Linked DNA regions of Homo sapiens: region 2 is linked to region 1. A link is a contact called in ENCODE Hi-C or POLR2A ChIA-PET data. All regions are on one chromosome and are shown on one strand. Each heading gives the region's core, a stretch centred on a gene start or an enhancer-like site at or near the end of the contact. The rest is flanking DNA. Distances are from core to core; before and after follow the strand shown.

Region 1 (6,730 bases), core at 3,883-6,382:
TTATGGGAAAGTTTTTAAGTACACATTTAATTACCTTAATAGATATATGGCTTTAAAGGGTATCTCTTTATTGTTTAGTTTTTGGTTCAAGTTTTTCAAAGCTCTGTTATTGGGTATATAGTAGTTTCCAATTGTTATGTCCTCCTCCTGATGAATTGATCCTTTTATCATTATGGAATTTTCTCTTTATTCCTGGTAATATTTTTGCTCTGAAATCTACTTTGTCTGACACTAATATAACTAGTCTAGCTTTCTTTTCATTAGTATTAGCTTGGTATATATTTTTGATCCTTTTTACTTTCATCTTTTTTTATATTTAAAGTGGGTTTCAGTTTATAGTTGGGTCTTCCTTTATATCCAATCTAACAGTCTCTGCCTTTTAATTATAATGTTTAGATCACTTATGTTTAATGTGATTATTGATGTTTAGGTTTAGAGTTATCATCTTTCTATTTGTTTTCTATTCATCTCACCTCTTATTTGTTCAATTTTTCCTCTTTTTATGCCTTCCTTTGGACTGAATATTTTTGTGATTCCCTTTTATCTCCTTTGTTAACTACCTGTATTTCCTATATTTGTATTACCTGTATTACCTCAGGTTGCTCTCAGGTTTATAATATATATCTGTAATGTCAAAGTCTACTTTCAAATGATATTATACCACTTTGTGAATAGTATACAAACCTTACAATAGTACATTTTCATTTCTTTCCTTTTGACCTTAATGATAATATCGTCATACATTTTACTTTTACATATGTTATAAACCCCATATTATATTATTATTTTTGTATAATTATCTTTTAAAATACAGATATAAATGCACAAAACCATTTCTAAAGCTATCATTGCTTTGTCTAGATCCATATTTCCACCTGGCTTCATTTTCATTGTGCTTGAAGAATGTCCTTTAACACTTCTTATAATATGGGCCTTCTATTTTTTTTTTTTTTTTGAGCTTTTGTATGTATGAAAAAGTCTTTATTTTACCTTTGCTTTAGAAAGGCATTTTCACCATGTAGAAAATTCCAGGTTGATAATTTTTTCTTTCAGTATTTTAAAGGTATTTCTCCACTGTCTTTTTGCCCACATTATTTTGTATGAGAAATCTGCTGTAATCCCTATACTTTTTTCTGCATGTAATGTGTCTTCCCCTCCACTCACCCTGGTTGCTTTTAAGATTTTGTCTTTATTATTGGTTTTGAACAATTTGATTATGACATGTCTTGGTATACCTTCTTCATATTTCTTATGTTTCAGGTTTCTTGAGCTTCTTGGAACTGTGGGTTTATAGTTTTTTTTAAAAATAAAGTTTAGTAATTTTTTGGCTATTATCTTTTCAAATACTTTATTCCTGTCCTCCAACTCTCTCCTTTCCTCTGGAGACTTTAATTACACATAGAACAAGCTGCTTGAAGTTGTCCCCACAGTGCACTTTTGCTCTGTACACTTTTACAATTCTTTTTTCTCTATGTGTTTCTTTTTGGATAACCTCTCTTGCTATGTATTCAAATTCCTTATTCTTTTTTGGAAAATAGGGGAGGGTGGAGGGAACAAAATCTTATCTGCTGTTATTGGATTCTATCCAGTGTATTTTTCATCTGAAAAAGACAAAATTACAACACATCTGATTTAAAGATGTTAATTGGCTTTTATTTTCAATCTAGAATTGGGCAACACTTCATTCTACAAAATGGAATGAGTGTTCTAATGAGCTGAGCTGGGGAGGTTGGCTTTATAGACAGAAGGGCCCAGGAAAGAGAACCAAATAACAAAAGTAGATTGGTCATTTCAAAGTTACTTTTCTTGTAAAGATTAAAGCAGATAGGACTTTCTTATCATGCTGGCTAAAACTTCCCTATTTAGAGATTTGACTATTATATCTCTCTTTCTCTCTTAATTTCTTGGAAGGTCAGATAAACAACTTAGTTTCAGCTTGGTGGTGTGGAACTTCAGTGTGAGTTACACTCCATTTTGGTTTGGTCTGTTGGGCCTACTGCAGGAGCTCAGTCCAAACCAATGGCCTCTTAGAAATTTTATTTAACACATTCTAAATATTGTAGTTTTCATCTCTAGAAGTTTTAGTCTTTTTATATCTTACTTTCTATATCTTAACTTTTTAAACATATGGAATACAGTTATAATACCTTTTTCATTGTCTTTCTCTGCTAATTGTAAGTTCTGGGTCAGTTTGGATTGATTGGCTTTTTCTCCTTAATATGGGCCATATTTTCCAGCTCCTTTGCATATCTGGTAATTTTGTATTGGATGTCAGACATTGTGAATTTTATCCTGTGTGCTGGACATTTTTGTATTCCTTTAAATTTTCTTGAGCTTTATTAAAGGGCTCAGTTAAGATATTTGAAAAAGTTTGACCCTGTTGGACCTTGCTTATAAGATTTGTTCGGTGGGACTAGATTAATGTGTAGTCTAGGATAGTATTAAGATCTTTCTTAGTATTTTAGCCCTGTGAATTGTGAGGTTTTCAAGTCTGGCCAGTGGGAGCAGCATTATTCCTGATCCATGTGAGCATCATGAACAAACCATAATAGGTTCATTGCCTGATGTGCATGGCAAGTCAGTACACTGAGATACTGGATTGCAGCAGGGAAAGGTTTAATCATAGGGCTACTGAATGAGGAGATGGGAGGAAACCTCAAATCTACCTCCCCAAGAAGTTTAGGACTGGGGTTTTTAAGGGCTTTGGAATGGGCTGAAGTGTGGAGATTGTTGATTGGTCAAAGAATGCAGGGTAAAGTGGAAGCTGTATTGTTGTCTGGGGTAAATACATGGGGTTCGTCGTCTTGTGTCAAGAAGATTAATGACATGGACACACACACATGGAGTGGGGTAAGGAGCGGAAAGTTTAATAGGCAGAAGAAACGAGAGAGGAGGATAGAGGTGTCCGAAAAAGGGAAAAGCGGCGGACTGCAGCAGATTTTATAGGCAGGCTTGAGGAGGCAGAGCCTGATTTACATAGGGCCCACAGATTGGTTCAACCATGTGTGATGTTTACATAGCAGCGGGGAAAGGAGAAGGCTGATCACCCCACCCTAATTTTATTATGCAAATGGGCTTTCCACTTGGCCAGGGCCATCTTGTCTGCTCCTTACTGTACACGTGGCTGGCAAAGAGAGAAGGGAAGATGGAACCGCCATTTTGAACTTGCCTATTCCTAGGTAGTATTTTGCTGCCGGCATTCACCCATGTAAGCTTCCAGCTTTCTTGTCTATGTCTGCAGCTTGATTTTACAGGCTGCTCTTTATTAGAACATGGTTTGGGGGCTGCTTTTCGTTAAAAAGGAAAACCTTACCAACAACTCCCATACCCTCACTATCTGCATAAGTAATTTCTTCTTAACTCCTATATCAGAGTCATGGGACAAGGTGATGAAGAAACTGTATTCTCATGAGATTCACTTCTTCTATGGGGGTCTTCAGGCTGGTTGGTATTAGCTGTTTTGCTGGAATTTAGGATCTAAAAAACAAGCAATTTTTGAGATCCTACCTATTGGAACAATGGGGATGCATGTGGTCAGTATCTAGTGCTACTGTGACTTTCAGTTACAAGGAAGTAGGTCAAAGCACAGCCTGACTAATGCTTAATTATAACTGTATTTCTATCCAGAATTCTTGTTAACCCTTTGAGGGTTACTTCAGTACTATTTCTTTTACCCCTTTTTGGGTGGTTCTTTTCCTGGCTTTGGGTATTTTCCTGACATGTTTGCACTAATCGGTACTCTGATGATTACTTGAGGGGAGCCCTCTACAGATCTCTGAGGTTCTTTCTCTCTCTTCTCTCTGGTGCTCTGTCCTATGAACTTTAACTGCCTTGATCTCCCTGGATGCTCAGCTCTGTCTCTTCTACTCAGGAAGAATGCTAGTGCCTCAGTTCTCCCTTCCTGCTCTATGGCCTGGACACTCTCTCAAGGCTACAGTTTGGGCAATTGTAGGGCTCACATTAGTTTTTCTCATCTCTCAAGCACCACTGTCTTTCAGTGCCTCATGTCTGGTGTCTTGAAAACTGTTGTTTCACCTATATTGTCTAGTATTTTAATTTTTCCAGGTGGGAGGGTAAATCCAGTCCTTGTTTCTCTCTACCTTGGCTGAAAGCTGCAGTCTGCCCTGGATCTTTATTTTTTTAAGTATTTTTAAAGGTATTTATTTTACCTTGACTAGATCCCTGGCACAGGAGGGATTTTTTTTCTTTTTCTCTTTTTCTCTTTTTTTCAACCCCTATTCCACCATAACCCCATCAGTTTCAGAGCCCTGGAAGGCTCTGCCTATTCACCCACACAAATCTGAGTGAATCCTATCCATCCTTAAAGGGCCAGCTCAGGGCACTGCTCCAGCAGCCTTTGCACTGCTGTTAAGTCCAAGCACATCTCTTTCCCCTCCTCTCTATTCTATAGGTCTATACAATCTTTTCAATATTGACTTTGTATATGTATGTCTTCCTCTAAACTGGATGGATCTTTAAGGAAAACACTGGGATTCATCATCTCCCTACATATCACCTTAAGAGGCAGTCACCCCAAATCTCTACATTCATCATAGAAACAGAAATTCCACTAATAAATGTCAGGGACTGCCTCCTTAACCTTGGTGCTCTATTTCCCTCCCACTTTCAGCATTCTGGCTTATTCCATGGGTGGAGGAGGAAGCCAGGTTGGCTTGGTGGGAGGGGAATGGCATCAGTGTGAGGTCACGCCACATCATCCAGAATGACAGCTCCACACCATTGTGACACATTGCAGGATTGAGCGATGCAGTTGGAGGAAAGAGAGGGAGACCCATGTCACTTAGACTACAAACAAAAGGGGGGCAGGTGCAAATGCAAAGCAGGGACCTGACGGGAAGAGGCAGGTACACCTGAGCACACACCAGCAGTGCCTGCAGAAAGTGAAGGCAGGGAGAGAGGAGCCATGCCCCATGAGGGATTTTTTTATTATTTAAGAACGAGGAAACTGAGGCCCAGAGAGAGGAAGTAACTTTTCCAATCACAAAAAAAGAGTCAGTGGCAAGAGGGAGAACTAAGATATCTTTAGGCCCAAATGTACTTGCCATTGTGTTATATTCTCTGTACAAGTTGTCCCAACTCACAATACCTTCACAATGCACTATTCTCTCCATAGTGCTATGAAGAAATGGAAGGTCAGGAAGGTGGATAAACTTTCCCAAAACCACACAGCTAAAAACATGTTTCAACCCCTGGGTTGAGTCCAAAGCCAGTAGTGCTTTGTAACGCAGTCTCCCAGTTCTTCTGGCTAATAGTAAGTGCTGCTTTTTTCAATTCTTTTTAAAAGTTTATTTGTTCTTTCATTAATTTATTCTCTTAACAAACATTTATTGATTACCTTTTCTATATCAGTCACAATATTAAGTGCTAGATAAAAATATGGGTAAAAACAAATCAAGTGGTGTCATTGTCTGGGGTAAATACCCAAGATTCATCTCACACCAGAGAAATTGAGAGCGTGGACACACAAGAAGTGAGTTTAAGAGCAGAGGTTTAATAGGCAAAAGAAAGAGAAAAGAGAATAGCTCTCTCTCCTGCAGAGAGAGAGAGAGGGACACCTGAATGGGTCTCCCAGTTCCATGGTGAAATGCACAGGGTTTTATAGGTGAGCTTGAGGAGGTGGTGTCTGATTCACATAGGGCCGCAGAGATTGGTCAGAGCAGGTGTGACGTTTGCATAGTCCACGAAGAAGCTGGCCATCCCGCCCTGATCTTTTAGTATGCAGATTGGGTTCTCTACCTGGCCAGTGCCACATTGTCTGATCCTTACTGTACACATGGTTGACAAAGAAAAGGGAAGATGGAGCCGCCATGTTGAACATGCCTAGCCCCAAGTAGTCTTTTCCTATTGGCACAGCTGCTGGCATTCACCTGTGCAAGATTCTAGCTTGCTTTTTCAGGCTGCAGCTTGATTTTCTGGGCTGCTTTTTGTTGGAAATGATTTGAGGGCTGCTTTTTGTTAAAAGGAAATCCTTACTGAAGACTCTTTTACCCTCACTATCTGCCTAAATCATTTCTTTTTAGATCCTGCATCACAAGTGTGGTCCTTACTTCCCAGGGTCCCTCCCCTAGTATGAATGTTAGAACTAAGAATACAAATAAATGCTATCAACTATTTTATATGCTATAATAGACTTGTTTGTTTTGTTCAAACATTTTCTTTTATATTCTTTATTTCTTTATTTCTGGGGGGAGACAGGTTCTTGCTCTGTCACCGAGGCTGGAATGCAGTGGTGTAATCATGGCTCAATGCAGCCACAACCTCCTCAGCTCAAGTGATTGTCCTGCCCCATTCTCCTGAGTAGCCGGGACTACACAACCACGCCCAGCTAATTTATTTTTATTTTTATTTTTAGTAGAAACAAGGTCTTGCTATGTTGCTTAGGCTGGTCTTGAACTCCTGGGCTCAAATGATCCTCCCAACTCAGCCTCCCAAAGTGCTGGGATTATAGGCATGAGAGGTTATGCCTGGTCAGATATTTTACTTTTAAACACATGCCGAAGTTTAAGTTCAAGCAAATCACAAGAAAAGAAGCATTAGTGGGTTAATTCAGAGATTGTCTCCTATAGAAAAATTTTATAGAAAAACAGGATGATTAAGTAATCACTGTTAGACTGGATATAAAAAAAAAAAAAAGATTGTTTCAAGATCATTAGATCCTGACTGACAGTCAGCTGAGTGGGTGGGTATCTGGCTTCCCAGAAGAGGTCTT
Region 2 (6,882 bases), core at 1,540-4,039, 42 kb before region 1:
AAGGTCCAGGGCATCTTGGGTAGTAAGCCACTCTTTGTGTAGGAGAGAGAGCACTCTAGAACATGCGGGCATATGTGCTGCGTGTCTCTAGACCAGCAGCCCCTAACCTTTTTGGCACCAGGGACTGGTTTCGTGGAAGACAAATTTTCCACAGACGGGGTGGGGTGGGGGAAACTGTTCCACCTCAGATCAACAGGCATTAGTTAGATTCTCAGCTGGGACTACAGGTGTGTGTCACCATACCCGGCTAATTTTTGTGCTTTTAGTAGAGACGGGGTTTGGCCATGTTGCCCACGCTGGTCTTGAACTCCTGGACTCAAGCCATCTGCTCACATGCATGGTTCACAATAGAGTTCGCGCTCCTGTGAGACTCTCATGGCTCTGCTGATCTGAAAGGAGGTGGAACTCAGGCAGTAATGCTGGCTCCACCCGCCGCTCACCTCCTGCTGTGTGGCCTGGTACCTAACAGGCCACCCGCCACTACCAGACTGTGGCCCCGGGGACTGGGGACCCCTGCTCTAGACAGACTCATAGGACATGTGTGTCATAGGACACGGCATTGGGAGAGCACCCGAGACTCGGGAACGTGCTGTGGGAGAGGAGCTTCTTTTCACTATGTGGCCTTGAAGGTTTTTGGGATGCTCCATCGTGTGCCTGTATTACCTAATTTTTAAAAATAATGTAATTAGTTTCCAAGACTTCAGAAAAGACAAATAGAGATGGGAGAGGAAAACAAAAGGAGACATCTTAAAGGAAAATAAAAAAGGAGATGAGGAGAGAAGAGCCTCTTGAAATGCTAGGACTCAGCCTTAGGCTTGGTGGTGAGGGTTAGCGGGGACCACTAGAGGCTCCCGAGTGAGGAGCCCTTTCTGAGAGCAGATTTCTGAGGGCACAGAAAGGGAGCCTAGAGGAGGAGGCTGCCACCCTGCCTGGCACAGGGTTCCATGGGATGCCCCCTCCCCATCCTGCATGGGGAGCAGCCCAGGCCTGCCTGGCAGCCATCCAGGGGGCCTGAGCAGGTGGTGGGGGGTGGTGAGAGGTTGGGCAGGTGCTGAGACCAAGGCGCATGGGCATGGCAGGTGGTTGGTGAGGCCCAGGCCACGGGCCATCTTCAGGGGGAGGTGCAGCCCCAGGAGGGAACTCTCTGGCTTGGAGGTAGCTCCCCTGTTGGACACTGACTGTGAGGTACCAGTGGAAGGGAGGGATTTATGCTATGGAGATGACCGAGCCCGGGATCCTAGCCAGTCTCTAATTGGGCCAATGCAAAACTCCGTCCTAGGATTGTTCAGATACTTGGAAGATATGTCTTTGTGTCTTTGGGATGGGTCCCCCACCTGACCCCTATCTCTTCCCCACTCGCCTGCGACTGCCCCCCTCCTGCTGCTGCTGGGCTGAGGGAGGAGGAGAAGCCAATGCGGACAGTGAGGGGCTCTTTCAGCTGCGTTGGCTCAGGCCTGCCACCTAGAGTTTCAGCTCCTTGTGAATTCCAGGCTGCTCTAGGCCTCTGAAACCATTTCAGCCCCAAAGTGAGCCAGGCCAGTAAAATGAGCTTTGTAAAGTTTTGTTGAATTGAATTTGACCACCAAGAGTTGCTTGTGTGTGGCAGCGGGTGGGTCAATTGTGCCTGACTTCCTCAGCTAAAAACAATCTTAGCCTGAGTCCTCTTGGGCTTGGGTCCTAGAAGGCCAGGCGTTCTGGGTCTGCCGGGGAAGGGAGAGGCTTCTAGCGCCCAACGCCACTGGATCCCGCCTTCCTCACATGACGCAGAGGAAACATTCTGGAAGGAGCACCCCACGAAGAGGCCACCAGGGACTGCTACCTCCACCTCCACAAAATCATGCTGAGTAAGCTAGAAACATCATCTGTGCAAGCCCCACGGAATGGTGTTAGAGATATCTGGAGCCTCAGTTCTGAAATGTGGCCCCTGGGCCACAGCAGCTTTACCTGGGGACTCATCAGAATGCATATTCCCAGGCCCACCCTGGACCTACCGAAGACTCCGGGGCATGGCTGGGTGCTCTGTGTTTAACAAGACGTTACTTGCAGGCAATGCTGATGTGTACAGAAATTGAGGCCTGGGCTTCTCCCCTGTGGAGGGGAAAGAGACAGGCAAGTGCAGTCAGAAAGCTTCCTGAGTGGCACTGACTTTCATGCCCAGGCCTGGTGTGTGCCCTCTCACCTCCTATTTTTCAAGCAGAAGCAGGATGCCCCAAGCAGGGAAATATTCTCTCCAGTGTACTGCAGCCAGCTTGCAGTAGGCAGAAATCAGAGCTCACGGTTCCTAATTCCTATTCAGTTGCTGAAGTTGTATAAATGAAAAAGAGGAGGCCAAGTGGCAGGGCAGCAGATTCAGGGAAGGTACAGATTAAAATTTTGGGAACTAATAACTCACTTAGCTGACTCATGGAGCCAAGATAGCCTTCCCTGCCACAGCCCTGGGGCTGCATGAGATCAGCTGGAATAACTGTCCTGCTGGTGTTGGGGGAGGGGTGAAGCCCTCTGTGTGGGGACAAGCAGTGACCAGGAAGGGAGGGGTGGGGGGCAGGTCAACAGCAGGCATGCCCTGATGTGGGGACCTTACCGTGTGGGTGGAGGGCAGCTGAGCGCCAGGTCCATCTCAGCTGCTAGAGAGCCTGGCAAATCCTCACAAATGGCCTCGCTCTGGGCTGCACCCAGCATTGTAGGAGCGGCAGGGACAGCTGGGAATTGCACTTCCTTCCCAGCACTGGCACCAGAGGAGCTGGCCTGGGGCACCTGTCAAGGGGATCAACATTTGGAGGCTTGTGTTATAATGGGAGCCAAGCTAGAAACAGAAAAAAACTCACCTAGGAACGGGGCCTGGGAGTGGGGGTGGGGGTGTGCAGGATTAATTTAATTAAGCCCTGCTTTGGGGACCAGGCTAAATTTAGTAGCTGCTTCGGCTGCTGGTTCAACGCCTTTCCCACAACTCCCTCCCATCTGCCCATTGTGCCTTCCGCAGGTGATTAATTTCAAATTCCAGGCTGGCATGTGCACACGCACCTGCTGATTGCCTAGTCCCCTCTCCAAGCCTCTGCTAATGTGCTCTCCGGGCTCCCAGGGGAAGGTGCATGCTGAACCACGCCAGCAGCTTGCTTGCCCTTCCCCAGGGAGGTAAACACCGCATTCGTGCTAATGACTCCCACGGTGGCCATAGCAGGCCCAGGCCCAAGCTCCAGCACCTCACCCAAGAAACACGGCCACAGCGGGCCTGATCTCCAGCTTGTTCATTTCATTGTTCTAGGTGAAGTTTAAACAAAAGGTTGAAAGGCTGGGCATCGTGGCTCATGCTGGTAATACCAGCACTTTGAGAGGCTTAGGCTGGAGGATTGCTTGAGGCCAGGAATTTGAGACCAGCCTGGCCAATATAGCAAGACCCTGTCTTTATTTATATTTTTTTTTCTTAAAGGTTGAAAAGTGTGCTAATGTTCTGGACCGAAGTGACTGAGACTACTAGAGTTTAAGCCTGTGCCTCATAGGGATGAGGGGAGAGGATTCTCTTACCCCCATTTTTGGTCCAGTTCTACACTCTTCTTCTTTGATGATTTATACTTGGTCTGTTCAGTCTTTGGACTGCTTTTATTCTAATTACCATCGCGCCTATTTGGGGAGCCATTTTGAAGTTTATTAGTATCTCCCCCAGATTTAAATTGTGTCAAAAAGAGAAGGGAATTGGGTGGGAGATGCTGCAAACAATACTAAGTGCCAGACGATGATTTATGGGTGCCGTGGCCTGAATGTTTAAACGTTTATGTCCCCTCAAAATTCCTATGTTGAAACCCTAATTCCTAATGTGATGATATTTGGGGATGGAGCATTTGAGAGGTGAATAGAGTCAGATGAGGTCATTAGGGTAGGGTGCTCATGAATGTTCTTGTAAAAAGAGGAACAGACTGGAGACATCTCTTTGTGTGCATGCAGTGAGGAAGGCCAAGTGAGGACATGAGCAGTAACGGAAATCAGCCAGCAGCTTGATCCTGGGCTTCCCAGCCTTCAGAACTGGGAGCAATACATTTCTAGTTTTGAAGCCACCCAGTCTATGGTATTTTTGTTATGGCAGCCCACACGGACTAAGACAGTGGTTTAGAGCACTTGTTTATCAAATGTTTGTTGAGTATTTCTGGTGGGCCGGACATTGTGCCAATGCAGAAGCTGTAATGCTGAGTGAGACACAGTTCCTGTCTCAAGGAGCTGATATTCTAAGGGAGTGAGAGATAAGCAAAGCTGACCATGGCAGGGGTGGGGGTGTCACCACAGTGCTTGCCACCGAGTGAGGGCTCAATGAATAGCAGCAGCAGTAATAGTAGTAGATTTCAATGCTTTATGCTGGGAGCTGGGCTCAATGGGTGAGAGCATGAAGGAGCTTTCTTTTTCTCACCTTGCTGTTTTCCATACCACTCCATGGACTCCTTTCCAGCTCCTGAATCAAATCTAGCTTTTCTTGTCATACCCAGGTATTGAGGAATGGCTTTGTTTTTAGGTATTGAAAGTCTAGCCCAGTTTAAAGCTTGATCCTCAGTCTTTCATCCAGTTTTCAGTTTCTGCCTCCTTCTCCACCCCAGGTCCCTGCCCAGGTTGGCTACCTGCAGCAGACGAGCATGAGGCATAGACAGCATCTCTTCTCTCTGCTTGCCCCTGTCCTTCTCTCTTGCCAGCTGCTGCTTCTGGCCTCTCCAGGGACAGGCGCAGGAGGAGGGAGTTAGTGGTCCAGTGCTTTAGTGGGTCTGGACACCTTGGAGGTCAGAGAGGCCATGAGTCATAGTGAAAAGCTCTGGAGTCACACAGGCCTAAGCTCGAACCTCACTCTATCCTTAGTAGTGGTAGGACTTTGGGGAAGTGGCTTAACTTCTTGGTTCCTCAGTTGTGCCCACTGTAGAATGGAATGGAATGATAGCACTTGCTTTAACGAGGAATTATGGACATTCTTGATAATGTATGTACAGTGCCAAGATGTAAGTACTTAACAGATCGTAGCAATTTTTTTTTTTTGAGATGGAGTCTCCCTCTGTCACCCAGGCTGGAGTGCAGTGGCGCCATCTCAGCTCACTGCAACCTCCGCCTCCCAGGTTCAAGTGATTCTCCTGCCTCAGCCTCCCAAGTAGCAGGAATTACAGGCACCCACCACCACGCCCAGCTAATATTTGTATTTATAGTAAAGACGGGGTTTCACCATGTTGGCCAGGCTGGCCTCAAACTCCTGACCTCAGGTGATCTGCCTGCCTCAGCCTCCCAAAGTGCTGAGATTACAGGTGTGAGCCACCACGCCCGGCTAATGGTAGCAATTTTTAAGAGGCTGAGTCCCCTATTGGAGTCTCTCCTAGCAGAGATCTGGTGTTCTACATGTTATGAGTTAGCCCTGCCTCCAAACTCCAGAAAGCTTGGCCAATCCCCCTAACTGCTGTGTTCACTTCCCACCCAACCCCTGCCACCATCACCATGGTGACAGCACTCTTTGGTCAAGAGCACTGGAAAATGACTGCAGTGACCATAATGGCTGTGGCTATAGATTGGTGCAATCTTTTGATTAATTACAGGTCTAGGAATATGAATGATTTTAAAGCACTTTCCAAATTCGCAGTGCCACATCAACACTAAGATGGTTTTCATAACAACCGAGTCCTGGGCTGCCTGTCCCGGTGGATACGCAGGCCTGGGCTCCCTGTGGGTTTCAAGAGCGTGGCTCTCAGGTAGGTTTCTCCTTTGCTGCTTTGCTCCTTTGCTGTTGCCACCTTACCACCTTGGAGTTTCCCTTGGATTTTAATCCCCCAAGGGAGGAAACACCTTTATGGAATAGTTTTTGTTGCTGCTTTGTTGAATCCAGGCCAGCTAGGTAGAGGAAGATTCGGCTGTCATTCCTTTTATATCCCCAGAGGTAGTTCTCAAACATCCCCCCTCACCACCACCCTCCCTGAGTTTGTGGAACCACAAACTCAAGATGAGAGGCCTGGGATGGGAAGCCCATTGCCATAAATGTTTGGCTGCTTCATGGCTAAAGGCTGCTGAGAAGCTGCTCACAAGTGAGATGCTCTTCAGCCAGCCCTCTACTTATAGTGGTGGTGCATTCTTACCAAGATGCCAGTGCATTTGAAGGATGATGTCCCCAAAGCAGAAGGTTCTGTGGTACCTAAGATGGAGTTGGGGCTAGGGTGATGATACCAGGCACCCAACTCTTTTCACTTTCCAAACTTTTAAATATGACTTGAGGAGCCTCTCATTTTATAGAGCCTAGAGAATGTTCTTTCCACAAATCCTAGCAAGAGATTACTACTTCATATATTGGCTTGGGGCCAGGAATTTTGACTTTCGTTCACTGTCTCCGCAGCACATAACACCTATGTGGAAGAGGAGGAGGGCACTCTTGGACTAGGGAGGTGGCAGGAGGGGTGGCTTTCCGCGGGCTGTCCTGGCTACAGCCACCTAAGCATAGTGGGAGGGTGTCTGGGCAGCCAAATCTTCCCAAAGTGAGATGGCGAGGCCTTGCCAGGAAGAGGATGCAGGCCCAGGGGACGGGCGCCTGCGGCACAGAGCTGACTAATGGTCCAACTCCAACAATAGATCCTGTTGTCTGCCCAGGGAAGGAAGCACAGTCTGTCCCCAACCCCCACACTCTTAATGACCCTCAAAAACACCACAGGGGAGCAGTTCTGCTTAGCTCCCCAGGATAATTAGGGTCTACCCTGCAGCAAGCGAATCAAAGAGCAGGGCACGCCTGCCCCTGGCACTGCAGCTACCTGACTGGAAGGCTGCAAACCTCTTCACCTTACAGAAGCCATTGCCCACCCTCTCCCCGCACAGAGTCCTGCTACCCCTCAGTAGCTTTGGCGGCCCTGAAAGGGAGCCCTTCTAGTACGGCTGGGACTGGGA

The links. Hi-C counts contacts between places; a loop is a spot of excess contacts on that map. ChIA-PET counts read pairs that join two places held with the same protein, here RNA polymerase II (POLR2A).
Region 2: a loop to region 1 is called in a map of endothelial cell of hepatic sinusoid, with 6 times the contacts of the local background. The contact joins the enhancer-like site here to the promoter of ZBTB7C-AS2 in region 1. A Hi-C loop is called at or near these places in 2 of 168 maps with a recorded cell type or tissue (Ramos and endothelial cell of hepatic sinusoid). POLR2A ChIA-PET finds 5 or more read pairs at or near these places in 5 of 52 experiments (H1, MCF 10A, OCI-LY7 and 2 more).

What each region holds. Positions count from the first base shown.
Region 1 is chr18:48,250,703-48,257,432 of GRCh38, reverse strand. It overlaps ZBTB7C-AS2 (ZBTB7C antisense RNA 2), which reads right to left and starts at 5,132. Exons shown (of 1, transcript NR_172886.1): 1 at 4,596-5,132. All of the region lies in intron 2 of ZBTB7C (zinc finger and BTB domain containing 7C), which reads left to right.
Region 2 is chr18:48,290,323-48,297,204 of GRCh38, reverse strand. All of the region lies in intron 2 of ZBTB7C (zinc finger and BTB domain containing 7C), which reads left to right. Among named protein-coding and RNA genes, the nearest start is that of ZBTB7C-AS2, 41 kb to the right of the region's middle. RefSeq lists enhancers at 532-1,313, 2,333-2,627, 2,880-3,663. Within about 2 kb of position 2,789, at least 7 of the 41 ENCODE cell types and tissues checked have a DNase peak (open chromatin) inside an H3K27ac peak, as active enhancers do.